Linked DNA regions of Homo sapiens: region 2 is linked to region 1. The links are chromatin contacts, found by Hi-C or POLR2A ChIA-PET in ENCODE. All regions are on one chromosome and are shown on one strand. The core of a region is the stretch at or near the end of the contact, and the rest is flanking DNA. Distances in the headings are between cores, read along the strand shown.

Evidence for each region. A loop is a pair of places that touch in the nucleus more often than their neighbours do. ChIA-PET counts read pairs that join two places held with the same protein, here RNA polymerase II (POLR2A). Pooled maps may share reads with other maps.
Region 2: a loop to region 1 is called in a pooled map, with 4 times the contacts of the local background. The contact joins two enhancer-like sites. A Hi-C loop is called at or near these places in 3 of 50 pooled maps. POLR2A ChIA-PET finds 5 or more read pairs at or near these places in 5 of 52 experiments (GM12878, PC-9, T-cell and 2 more).

Annotation. Positions count from the first base shown.
Region 1 is chr12:120,011,286-120,018,049 of GRCh38, forward strand. All of the region lies in intron 2 of BICDL1 (BICD family like cargo adaptor 1), which reads left to right. Among named protein-coding and RNA genes, the nearest start is that of BICDL1, 25 kb to the left of the region's middle. RefSeq lists an enhancer at 1,296-1,375. Within about 2 kb of position 2,011, at least 5 of the 41 ENCODE cell types and tissues checked have a DNase peak (open chromatin) inside an H3K27ac peak, as active enhancers do; they include GM12878, where a contact is called at or near this core.
Region 2 is chr12:120,164,729-120,171,600 of GRCh38, forward strand. GCN1 (GCN1 activator of EIF2AK4) reads right to left here. Exons shown (of 58, transcript NM_006836.2): 15 at 5,441-5,593; 16 at 3,480-3,572. Among named protein-coding and RNA genes, the nearest start is that of MIR4498, 13 kb to the left of the region's middle. RefSeq lists an enhancer at 2,204-2,253. Within about 2 kb of position 1,768, at least 3 of the 41 ENCODE cell types and tissues checked have a DNase peak (open chromatin) inside an H3K27ac peak, as active enhancers do; they include GM12878, where a contact is called at or near this core.

The DNA of each region.
Region 1 (6,764 bases), core at 761-3,260:
AAAACCTGGGAAATGTAGACCAGCTTTTTGCCCAGGGAGGAGAAGAAATGGGTTGGTGAACAACTAGCCAGTGTCAGCCATAATGGAGTCAGTAGAAAGAGTCCTGGGCTTCAGTTTTCTAAAGAGATTAGAGTGGCTGATTGCTAAGATCTTCCAATTCTAACTAGGTAGGATTCCAAGGCAGATATAGTTGTAACAGTATCACCTTTTTTGGTACACATTCACCATTCTATCCCAGATAGAGAAGCTGTTTGGTCTTTTTGTACTCAGGTAATATCTTTGATAATCACAGAGTTGGGTAAATTCCTTTGAAGTTATAACTTGATCCAGAATCCCCAAAATAAAAAAAAGTTGGTATCTTTTTCAGGGATTGCCTTAGGGTGAGATAGACCCTTTCATGGTTATATTAGGTAGAATAACATTAACTGTTATAATACATAAACCCTAAGCTCTCAATGGCTTTACATAATAGAGGTTTTTTTCTCATTCCCATAAAGTCCAACAGCATTTCTGTTTAAACATGAGGAAGAATAGCATTGTGCTTTAATGGAATGAATTGACCTGGAAAACAGAAGACCTAGGTTCTAGCCCATGTTCTGTCACTAATTTTCTGACTTTGAATAAATCCTCACTCTGGGTTTCAATTTCTGTCAGTAAAACACGGAGATTGAACGAGATGATTCCTTCGCTCTCTAAATGTCCACATGTACGTATGCGATCTCTGTTGGAAAGAAAATTAGTAGAGAGATAGTCTCACATGATGTGGTATATCATGTCTGGTAACTTTGTAATGCTGCCGCCTTTGCATGCAGAACATATTCATCCTTCTCTGGGACCGAGGGCGGCTTCTCCTCTCACCCAAATTTACTCCTTTGTGTAATGAGAAATAGAGAGAGGTTGAGATGATTGGTGCCACAACAAAATTTATTTTCCATTCCAGTCATGACACATAAGGTACTTTCCCTGCACACGACTGACGGTGTGGGGAATGAGGAGGTGTTTATGTGATTTTCCTGTTTAAAATTATGCATCATAGTACTAAGGTTTTATGAGGTTGACATTCTGTAATTCTCCACGAATAAGTCAGATTTTCCGCATTGCCCTGGTATGATTAGTTGCATTCAATGCTGCATGTTTGTCATTTGCAGAACTGTAAGAATTCCCCCTATACACACCTCTCGTCATCAGTTGCTAGGTTACGGCTTTTCACATTGTCCCAGTCTGGTGATGTTGCCATGGATACCAGTTATACCTCCTCCTATGACACTGTCCTGGTCAGGCTCAGAGGGCGGGCAAGATGTAACTATGATGTCAGAGATGTTTTAGCATATGTCTTTCCCTTTACATTAATGATAAGATCTAAGTAATAGATATCAATTCTATGTGTTCTCATATATGAATTAAGGACATGAGGTATTAGCTGAATCCCTCAAACAGTCCACCACTTAGAACCTTTATTCCATTATGTATTTTTTTTCTTTTTTAAAGGAAAGGGAAGGGAAAGGAAGGGGAAAGCCTTTATTCCATTATAATTCTGCAGAAATGGAACTAACAGATTATAAAATATGAATATAAGATCTGCTATACTGTGTCCAGCTCATTCCCTACACAGACCAGCACCCCACCTCCCATAGGGTGGGCTATACATGGAATATCATTATCCTTTACATTGCCTTCAGTGGTAGGGACATTTGGGAATGCTTTTTGTCAAACTCTTAATTTATCTAAGTTATAAAGCCTGTGGGCCGGTAATGGTGGCTCATGCCTGTAATCCCAGCACTTTGGGAGGCCAAGGCGGGTGGATCACCTAAGGTCAGGAGTTCAAGACCAGCCTGGCCAACATGGCGAAACCCCGTCTCTACTAAAAATACAAAAAAAATTAGCCGGGTCTGGTGGCATATGCCTGTAGTCCCAGCTACTCAGAAGGCTGAGGCAGGAGAATCGTTTGAACCTGGGAGGTGGAGGTTGCAATGAGCCAAGATCACACCTCTTCACTCCAGCCTGGGGGACAGAGCAAGACTCCATCTCAAAAAAAAAAAAAAATTATAAAGCCTGTGGTCCAAATTTTATTGTCATTTAATGTCACATGATTATATTTCTTCTCCTGCTAGGTTTTAGACACCATGAATTGCAGGGACTATGTCTTTAACCAGAGTGTGTGTGTGTGTGTGTGTGTGTGTGTGTGTGTGTGTGTGTGTCAGAGTCTTACTCTATCACCCAGGCTGGAGTGCAGTGGCGCGATCTCGGCTCACTGCAACCTCCGCCTCCTGGGTTCAAGTGATTCTCCTGCCTCAGCCTCCTGAGTAGCTGGGATTACAGGTGCCCGCCACCACGCCTGGCTAATTTTTGTATTTTTAGTAGAGACAGGGTTTTGCCATGTTGATTAGGCAGGTCTTGAACTCCTGGCCTCAAGTGATCCGCCTGCCTCAGCCTCCCGAAGTGCTGGGATTACAGGCGTGAGCCACCGTGTCCAGCCTTTAACCAGTTTTTATCCCCAACAACACTTAGTGCCATGCATATTATGGCAGGGATCCAGAAAAGTCTCATTGATTTGTTCTGAAGACTGAAATGTAGGTAATAACTAATTTGACTTTAGATTTCTAGCATAGTGTTTTAAGATGGTGGAAACCCCCGCATATTACAGTTGTTGAAGGGCAAGGTTAACCCATGTTATTTAGCTCTTGTCTAGTCTGACCTTTTGATCTCACAGTTGAAGAAAGCACTAAGGCCGTAGGAGGATGTGACTCATCTAAGGTCACAGCCAGTAAACCTGTGGTTTAGGTAAATGTGTGTTATAAAAAATCTTTGAAAAACAAGGTGTAAAAATCTTTGCAAAGTAATTCTGTTTACTTAAACGATCATGTTTTGTTTTATGCAGTCTGTTTACTTAAAAACCTAGCAGACAGAAAGCTATTATTAAAGAAGAACTTCAATATTTAAAAGGAGCCCTACATAGAACCTACCTACCAGTTACTTCAAGTCAACTCGAAGCCTTGCATTCTGCTTAGTATTTGAATTATTCCTCAAAAACCAAAATAAAATTTAATGTAGCATCGGATTGAGGCATCTTTCAAAAGTAACATCTATTTTGAAAACCAGCAGAGTTTGAATTAAAAAACCATTCTTGCACCGGTGCAGTGGCTCACGTCTGTAATCTCAGCACTTTGGGAGGCTGAGCCGGGCAGATCACAAAGTCAGGAGATCGAGACCATCCTGGCCAACATGATGAAACCCCGTCTCTACTGAAAATACAAAAATTAGCCAAGTGTGGTGGCGCGTGCCTTTCATCCCAGCTACTCAGGAGGCTGAGGCAAGAGAATCGCTTGAACCCAGGAGGCAGAGGTTGCAGTGAGCCGAGATCACGGCACTGCACTACAGCCTGTGACAGAGCGAGACTCCATCTCAAAAAAAAAAAAAAGCAAACCATTCTTGGCTGGGTGTGGTGGCTTACACCTGTAATCTCAACACTTGGGAGGCCAAGGTGGGAGGATTGATCCCAGAAGTTCGAGACCACCCTGGGCAACATGGTGAGACTCCCATCTCTAAAAAAAAATTAAAAAATAAAAAAAATTATTTGTATGTCATGTTACTTCCCTAAAATGAAAGGAATTTATTTACCAAATAGAATCCTTTGTTTGAAAAAAAAATGAGTGAAAACATGTCTTCTGAAAATACAGTCTGCTAAAGTTATAGGTTATGGACTTTTAACTGTCAGTGGGAGAGACAGACAAATCTTATGAGAGTCAGGGAAAGTGACAAAGCTGAAACCCTCAAGAGAGGACACATAATTCAAGATGGATCTTCCCTCCCTTGCCCCAAGACCAGAGAATTCAAGAGTCTGCCCCTTCCCACTTGCAGTGGGAAGGGAAAGCTTGTTGAAGCTTTCTTAACTTTATGCAATAACCTGAAACATCTCCTTGCCTTTAAGCTCTGCTCCTCCATTTTTTCCCATTGTCAGATACCTTCCTCTTTGGAAGCTCTAAACAACTCTTACTGCATTTAGGGGACTCCCTTGGCATAACAAATAAGAAAGGGCATGGCATTCAAAGCCCTGTACCTTCTGGACCTAGCACACATTTCCAGCCCTGCCTCTTCTTTCTACTTGTACCACCGTTGGAATTTCCCCCAGTCCTGAAGGCCAGGCTCAGTTGCCACTTCCTTCATGAGAACTTTGCTGTTCTTCTCCCACCAGCTTTGATCTCTCCTACTTACCAACTAGAGTGCTTTAGTCCCTTTCTTTTGTCATTTACATTCTGTCATCTCTTACGGTTAATTCATGTATTTGACTCCATTGAGTCAAGGACTGTGCACTCAGGGCACCTCCCCCACAGGGCTGAGCACCTTATCTGGAAACTTCGTATGTGTTAGAACTAGATTCACAAGCCAGCTAAGCATATGTTACTTAGTTCTGTGGTTCAAATGTATAGCAAACTTGACCATTTACTAAAAGGTTGAACCCACCCAGAGAATTATTTCACTTCTCTTAATATATACTTAATCTTGCTGAATTCCTTTTCCATTGTCCAGATCACTGGTTCCCAGTCTTTCAGTGTAAGGAACCCCCTTTTTAAAACCTAATCCAATGACCTTCTACAATATTTTGAAACAGCCTTATTGAAGTATAATTTACAGTTTATAAATTCACCCACTGTAAATGTATAATTCAATTTTTAGCATATGTACAGAGTTGTGCAGCCATCACCATAATCCAATTTTAGAACATTTCTGCTACCCCAAAAAGTTCCCCCATATCGTTCTGCATTCAGTCTTCACTCCTGTCCCCACCCGCAGCCCCAGGAAAACACTGATCTGTTTTCTGTCTGTATTGATTTTCCTTTTCTGGATATTTCATATAAATGGAATCAGGCAATATATAGTTTTTGTGTCTGGCCTCTTTCACTTAGCATCACGTCTGTGAGGTTCACTCGTGTTATAGCACATAATAGTTCCTTTTTTAGTATTCCATTGTGTGAATATACTGCATTTTGTTTATCCATAACCAGTTAATGGAGATTTGGATTGTTTCCAATTTTCAACTATTATGAATAGTGCTGTTAGGAACATTCATGTACAAGTCTTTGGACTTACACTTTCATTTCTTTTGGGTAGATATTTAGGAGTGGAATTGCTATATGGTATGTCTGTAACCTTTTTTTTTTTTTTTTTTTTTTTGAGACAGGGTCTCACTCTGTCACCCATGCTGGAGTACAGTGGCGTGATCATGGCTCACTACTCTGGTGATTCTCCCACTTCAGTCTCCCAAGTAGCTGGGACTACAGGCATGTGCCACCATGCCCAGCTAATTTTTGTATTTTTTGTAGAGACAGTTTTGCCATGTTGCCCAGGCTGATCTTGAACTCTTGGGCTCAAGCAGTTTGTCCATCTTAGCCTCCCAAAGTGCTAGGATTACAGGTGTGAACCACCACACCTGTCCTGTCTGTAACTTTTTAAGAAACCGCCAAACTTATTTTCAAAGAAGCTTGTACCAGTTTATATTCCTACCAACAATGCGTGAGAGTTCCAGTTTCTCCACAAGAGGACTCCTTTTTAGTATGTAAAAAAAAAAAAAATTGTAGACCTTCACATGGTAATAGATTTATTTTACTTTATTTTATTTCATTTTTTGAGACGGAGTCTCGCTCTCTCTCCCAGTCTGGAGTGCAGTGGCACGATCTCGGCTCACTGCAAGCTCTGCCTCCCGGGTTCATGCCATTCTCCTGCTGAGCTCAGCCTCCCGAGTAGCTGGGACTACAGGCACCCGCCACCACACCCGGCTAATTTTTTGTATTTTTAGTAGAGACAGGGTTTCACTGTGTTAGCCAGGATGGTCTAGATCTCCTGACCTTGTGATCCGCCTGCCCTGGCCTCCCAAAGTGCTGGAATTACAGGCGTGAGCCATCGTGCCCAGCCTAGATGTTGTTTTATATCAGCAGATTGATAAAACAACACAGGGATTGAGTAATACTTTTAAAAGGATTTATATTCTAGAATCAAAACAGCGTGTATTAACATGATGTGTTCAGTATAGAGGCAGTGCTCTTAAAGCAACTCGGTGTCCCCAAAGGATTCATGGTTTGTAAGTTGGGAGCCACTGATCCAGATGACTTGTTTAGAAATAAATGTAAGTTATTTTGTGTCTTTTTATGCATCATCTGTAAAATGGAGACCTGCCTCATAAAGTTGTTTGAAGACTAAATGAAAATATATCCCAAGGCAGGAAGATTGGTTGAGCCCAGGAGTTTGAGAACAGCGTGGGCAACATAGCAAGACCCGTCTCTGCAAAAATTTTTTTAAAAATAAGCTGGGCATGGTGGCACAGGTCTATAGTTGTAGCTACTTGGGTGACTGAGGCAAGAGGATCACTTGAGCCCAGGAGTTCAAGGTTGCAGTAGGCTATGATTACACCACTGTACTCCAGCCTGGGTGACACAGTGAGACCCTGCCTGAAAAAAAAAAGAAAATGTGTCAAGATTTGGCCGCATAATAGTTGCTCAATTAGTGGCAGCTAGTATTAGTAGAAAGCAGTATGATTTAATCGAGTATAGGCTGTGGAGCCAACAGCTGAGAATTCTAACTTAACCTGAATTAGGTGAGATTAATAGTAGTCTGCTTTTCACAAACTTTTTTGAAATGGGGACTGTGTGGATACTTGCAAACACCTGTTTCCATGCTTGATTCTTGCTGACTTCAGATTGCTGTTTATATCTACCCGTTTCCTTTGGTTTCATCTTTTTGGATAGGAACCTTCTCCCCACCAGCAATCT
Region 2 (6,872 bases), core at 518-3,017, 150 kb after region 1:
GGAAGAAAAGGAATGGAAGTGTTTTTAAAATAGTTAAGTGTACACATACATACCAATACCCAGAAATAACTGGAATGAACTGAAAATTAACACCAAAATATAAATGTGATTATCACTCGAAGTGAAATTACAGCTTGTTTTTTTTTTTTTGCTTATGCACACATGTATTTTGGAATCAGTAAAGTATATACTATTTTTATTTATTTTATATATAATATACACACATATACACATATATACACATATATATACATATACATATATACACATATATACACACACACACACACACACACACACACACACACATATATATATATATATTTTTTTTTTTGAGAGACAGTCACGCTCTGTCGCCCAGGCTGGAGTGCAGTGGCACGATCTCAGGGCTTACTGCAAGCTCCGCCTCCCAGGTTCACACCATTCTCCTGCCTCGGCCTCTCGAGTAGCTGGGACGACAGGCACCCGCTAATTTTTTTATATTTTTTAGTAGAGACTGGGTTTCACCATGTTAGCCAGGATGGTCTCGATCTCCTGGCCTCGTGATCCACCTGCCTCAGCCTCCCTAAGTGTTGGGATTACAGGCGTGAGCCACTGCACCAGGCCAAATTTTGTATTTTTAGTAGAGACGGGGTTTCACCAGGTTGGCCAGGTTGGACTTGAACTCCTGACCACAGGTGATCCACCTGCCTCGGTCTCCCAAAGTGCTAGGATTACAGGCGTGAGCCACCGCACCTAGCCTATTTTTACTTTTTTTGAGACAGAGTCTCGCTATGTTGCCCAGGCTACAGTGCAGTGGTGCAGTCTTGGCTCACTACACCCTCCGCCTCCCAGGTTCAACTAATTCTCCTGCCTCAGCCTCCTGAGTAGCTGGGATTACAGAAGCCCACCAGCAAGCCTGGCTAATTTTTTTTTTTCTATTTTTAGTAGAGACGAGGTTTCACCATGTTGGCCAGGATAATTCTGAACTCCTGACCTCAAGTGATCAGTCCACTTCAGCCTCTCAAGGTGCTAGGATTACAGGCATGAGCCACCATGCCAGGCCTATGTATTTTGTTTTCGTTGTTGTTGTTGTTGTTTTGAGACGGAGTCTTGCTCTGTCACCCAGGCTGGAATACAATGGTGCAATCTCGGCTTACTGCAACCTCCGCCTCTTGGGTTCAAGAGATTCTCCTGCCTCAGCCTCCCGAGTAGCTGGGATTACAGGCACCTGCTACCACGCCCAGCTTATTTTTGTATTTTTATTAGAGACAGGGTTTCACCATGTTGGCCAGGATAGTCTCGATCTCGACCTCATGATCTGCCCGCCTCGGCCTCCCAAAGTGCTGGGATTACAGGCGTGAGCCACCGTGTCCGGCCCCAGCCTATTTTTTTTTAATAATTAAAAATTACGGCCAGGCACAGTGGCTCACGCCTGTAATCCCAGCACTCTGGGAGGCCAAAGCAGGCAGGTCACCTGAAGTCAGGAGTTCGAGACCAGCCTGGCCAACATAGTAAAACCCCGTCTGTACTAAAAATACAAAAATTAGCCAGGTGTGGTGGTGTGCACCTGTAGTCCCAGCTACTCAAAGAGGCTGAGGCAGGAGAATTGCTTGAACCCGGGAGGTGGAGGTTGCAATGAGCAGAGATTGCACCACTGCACTCCAGCCTGGGCAACAGAGTGAGACTGTCTCAAAAAAAAAAAAAAAAAAAAATGCCTGATCCGGTGGCTCACGCATGTAATCCCAGCACTTTGGGAGGCCAAGGTGGGCGGATCATGAGGTCAGGAGACCAAGACCAGCCTGGCTAACACTGTGAAACCCCATCTCTTCTAAAAATACAAAAAATTAGCCAGGCGTGGCGGCATGCACCTGTAGTCCCAGCTACTCAGGAGGCTGAGGCAGGAGAATGGCGTGAACCCGGGAGGCGGAGCTTGCAGTGAGCTGAGATCGCGCCACTGCACTCCAGCCTGGGCGACAGAGCGAGACTCTGTCTCAAAAAAAAAAAAAAAAAATTACTAAGGCCAGGCACGATGGCTCATGTCTGTAACACCAACACTTTTGGAGGCTGAGGCAGGAGAATTGCTTAAGCCCAGGAGTTCAAGGTCAGCCTGGGCAACATGGTGAAACCCCCGTCTCTTAAAAAAAAATACAAAAATTAGCCAGATGTGGTGGTGTGCACCTGTAGTCCCAGCTACTCAGGAAGCTGAGGTGGGAGGACCACCTGAGACCAGGGAGGTCGAGGCTGCAGTGAGCCATGACTGTGTCACTGCACTCCAGCCTGGGCAACAGAGTGAGATCCTGTCTCAACAACAACAACAACAACAAATTACTATGGAGTTATAAAAAGAGGCCGGGCATGGTGGCTCATGCCTGTAATCCCAGCACTTTGGGAGGCCGAGGCAGGTGGATCACCTGAGGTCGGGAGTTCGAGACCAGCCTGACCAACATGGAGAAACCCCATCTCTACTAAGAAAAAAAAAAACAAAAACAAAATTAGCCTGGTGGTAGTGGCACATGCCTGTAATCCCAGCTACTCAGGAGGCTGAGGCAAGAGAACCGCTTGAACCCAGGGGGAGAGGTTGCGGTGGGCTGAGATCATGCCACTGCACTCCAGCCTGAGCAATAAGAACGAAACTCCATCTCAAAAAAAAAAAAAAAAAAAAGAATGATGAAGTTCATTATATACTGATATGGACTCATTTCCAGGTCTAGAAAGCACAGTACATACGGCAGGCACACTACCATTTGTGTAAAAAAGGTACAGAACAAACATATACAGGTATTTACTTGCATATATATAAAATATCAAGGCTACAGAAGAAGCTAATAAAATTGGTTATCTATAGCCGAGGAACTGGGTAGCCAGAGATCAAAGCAGGGGTATAATTTTCAATGTAGACCCTCTTGTATCTATTTTTGAATTACATTAGTCTATTTCCTTTTCAAAATTTAGCTAAAAATTTTTCTAAAACCAGGAAATGACTAACAGTTGTAGCTCATTAATGGGATGTTGCGATTTATGAGTCAAACGACTCTTCAAATCACCAATTAGTGGCAGACACTCCTAAGGCAACGTAGAATATTAAACACATATTTAAAATTCAACTGTTCCTTTTCTGCCAGGATAGAAACCAGTAGTTTTTGTGTCTCTTGGTGGGGGAGTAGAGCCTGCCAGACTCCACAAGAGCTTCTCAGCTGCCTTAACACAAGAAAACCTCCGAGACAGCACCAATTACCCAATCAGCTATAATTACAGCTCATGTCGTAGCTCCACAGCCATTACTGCTCTGTCTCCACACATCTCCCAAGTCCCATTTCCCTAACCTTATGTTCCCTACAGGAATGAATTTATTCCCACAACAGCTAAGCTGTTGGCCAGATCACTCTGGCCCAGGTTTTTGCAGACCTGACTGGTTGGTCAAGAAAGGGTCCTCTCTGAAGATTTTCCAAAGAGACTTTGCCTCAATCCCGAGTTCAACTAAGCATGGAGTAACTTACCATCCTCTGAAGCCATGACCAGGAATTTCTCAGAAGTGAAAACCTGCTTTTTCTCATCCACAATCAACTGCCAGAAACTGCTCAGTTTGGCCTCTGCAAGAAACAAAAGGTTACCCCACGACGCAGCTCACCACATCCCCCAGAGCTGATCTACTCCATCCTGAAGCTGCTGGGGTGGGCTTTGCTGACAAACCCTCCTCTGCAGCAGGAGGCTCAGTGCTCTTCCATTTGGGGAACTGACCTCAGTCCTTCTGGTATCACCTCCTGTACGAAACTCTTCGGTGGCTCTCTGCTGCCTACAGGATCCTAGGTGAACTGCTTCTCATCCGGAATTCCCATCCACCCCAGGCGCCAAGCTGGAATACCTGAGGTTTACAGACTCTGGCTTTCCCTGCCCTTCCCTGACTGGGGCTGTTTGGACTCACACTGGGCCATCCCTTCAGGATAATGAAATCCTTCAGAGGCTTCAGGGTACCAGTTCAAATGCTTCCTCCATGAAGCCCTTCCCAATACCCACCCCCCCAACTAAAAGCAATCTCTCCTTCAAAACTGCTCTAATGCCGCATTTTGTCTTAAGCTACGGATATATTTCTGTATTTCCTCGCGCCTACTGTGAAGTAAGCACCCTGAAATTTGCTGAAGAAGGTCATGTTCATCTTAGCATTCCCCCAGGTAGCCCAGTGCCTTGCATGGCCACAGTGAGCACACGATATTACATGAGGAGAGCTGAGCTCCATTCCTAACCAAAGGAGTTAAGTTCAGGTGTGTCCCAGTGCAGAGATTGGGAGATGAAATAAAGAAAGCCTGGCCGGGCGCAGTGGCTCACGCCTGTAATCCCAGCACATTGGGAGGCTGAGGTGGGTGGATCACAAGGTGAGGAGATTGAGACCATCCTGGCTAACACGATGAAACCCTGTCTCTACTAAAAATATAAAAAATTAGCCGCGCGTGGCGGCGTAGCGCCTGTAGTCCCAGCCACTCGGAAGGCTGAGGCAGGAGGCGGAGCTTGCAGTGAGTCGAGATCGCGCCACTGCACTCCAGCCTGGGCGACAGAGCGAAACTCCGTCTCAAAAAAAAAAAAAAAAAAAGAAAAAAAAAAAAGAAAAGAAAGCCTGAAATACGATGTAGCCACAAAAAATAATGAGAAAGCTCTTTCTGATGTACTGATTTGGAATCATTTCGAAGATATATTATATATAGTATATATATTATATATTATAAGTAATATGGCATATAGCGTATGTTCCCCAGCATGTTCAATTACATAACACACTATGTCTGGACATAAAATTGGTAATACTGTTTTTTCTTTCTTAGACAAAGTCTCACTGTGCCACCCAGGCTGGAGTGCAGTGGAGCAATCCCAGCTCACTGCAACCTACGCCTCCTGGGTTCAAGCGATTCTCCTGCCTCAGCCTCCCGAGTAGCTGAGATTACAGGCATGCGCCACCACACCCAGCTAATTTTTGTACTTTTAGTAAAGACGGGGTTTCACCATGTTGGCCAGAATGGTCTCGAAATCTTGACTTCGTGATCCGCCTGCCTCGGCCTCCCAAAGTGCAAAATTGGTAACACCGTTTACAGAGGGAAACTTAACGGCTACGGGAAAAGACAGGGCTAAGGGGAAGCTTCTCATGTTATATCCTTTTGAATTTTGTACTGTATGAATGTATAACCAACTGAAACAAACAGTCCCAATACTAAACCCTGGTCCATCTAGGTATCATCTACAAGCCTGTGTAGCACTGGAGCAACAGAATGAAGGAGGACAGTGACACAGTCCCCTGACTGCATTCCCACTGCCCATGCAACCATGAGGTTCATCCTGCAGATGACAAGCAAACCTGTGGCTGATCCAGTGTGGTCAGGACCAAGCTAATCCTGAACATCAAGACACACCTCCCAAGGACTCTTGTCAGAGGCCCCTGTCTCTACCATCCTAGACACCTCTGGACTCATACCAGCCTGTGAGTCAGCCACTGACAACTTTAAGAGCAACAAGGCTGCGGCAACCCCTTCAGTGATGGTGGGAACCTGAGTGCTTTGGGAGGCTGCCTTCTCCACTGTCTGGATGAGCAAGGGCAGTAAGTCCAGGGCCTGCAACAGCGTGTCACCTGTGGAGAGAGGACAAGCACCTTAAAGGACATCCTGATCCTTGGAAATGACAGGACTGAGAAAGGATTTATCTAACCAGCTGTGAACCAGACGACTAAAACCCTTCAGTTAATTTTTCAAATATCTCAAAAAGAAGTGAAGTGAAATCAAAACTTAAATCAAACTCTACAGCCACAAAATTAGAGGGAGAAAGATAATCCTTATGGCCAGGTGCGGTAGCTCACGTCTGTAATCCCAGCACTTTGGGAGGCCGAGGCGGGTGGATCACCTGAGGCTGGGAGTTCGAGATCAGCCTGACCAACATGGAGAAACCCCGTCTCTATTAAAAATACAAAATTAGCTGGGCGTGGTCCAGTTATTCAATTGATGGATAAGCAGAGACATTAGGTGTGTTGCTCAAGGTCACACGGCTAGTTGAGGCAAGTCAGAGCCACCCTCAATCCTGTCAATTCCCATCTGGTACTCTTCCCCCATACAGATGACCTTCGGACCCAAATTCTAAATTTGGGTCCAAATCTGCTGACCTCTGAACTAAACTCTTTTAAAAAAAAAAGGAAGCCAAGCACAGTGGCTCATGCCTGTAATCCCAGCACTTTGGCAGGCTGAGGCGGGGGGGATCATGAGGTCAGGAATTCCAGACCAGCCTGACCAATATGGTGAAACCCTGTCTTAGCCGGGTGGGGTGGTGCACGCCTGTAATCCCAGCTACTCAGGAGGCTGCAGCAGGAGAATCGCTTGAACCCAGGAGGCGGAGGTTGCAGTGAGCCGAGATTGTGCCATTGCACTCCAGCCTGGGTGACAGAACGAGACCCCATCTCCAAAAAAAAAAAAAAAAAGAGAAACCAGTTAAAACTATAGTTTGGCTGGGCACGGTGGCTCATGCCTATAATCCCAACACTCTGGGAGGCTGAGGCGAGCAGATCACCCGAGGTCAGGAGTTCAAGACCAGCCTGGCCAACATGGCAAAACCCTGTCTCTATTAAAAAATACAAAAATTAGCCAGGCATGGTGGTGGGCATCTGTAATCCCAGCTACTCAGGAGGCTGAGGTTGGAGAATCGCTTAAACCCAGGAGGCGGAGGTTTCAGTGAGCTGAGATCGCACCACTACACTACAGCCTGGGTGACAGAGAGAAACTCCATCTCAAAAAAAAAACTATAGCTCAAGCACATGTTTTCTTCCCCCCTACCCCAACACCTTGGTTTGTTGTTCCATGTTTCCATAGCTACTAAATGGGTACATCAGAACATTTCACAATGAAAGCAGTTTCCCAGATAAT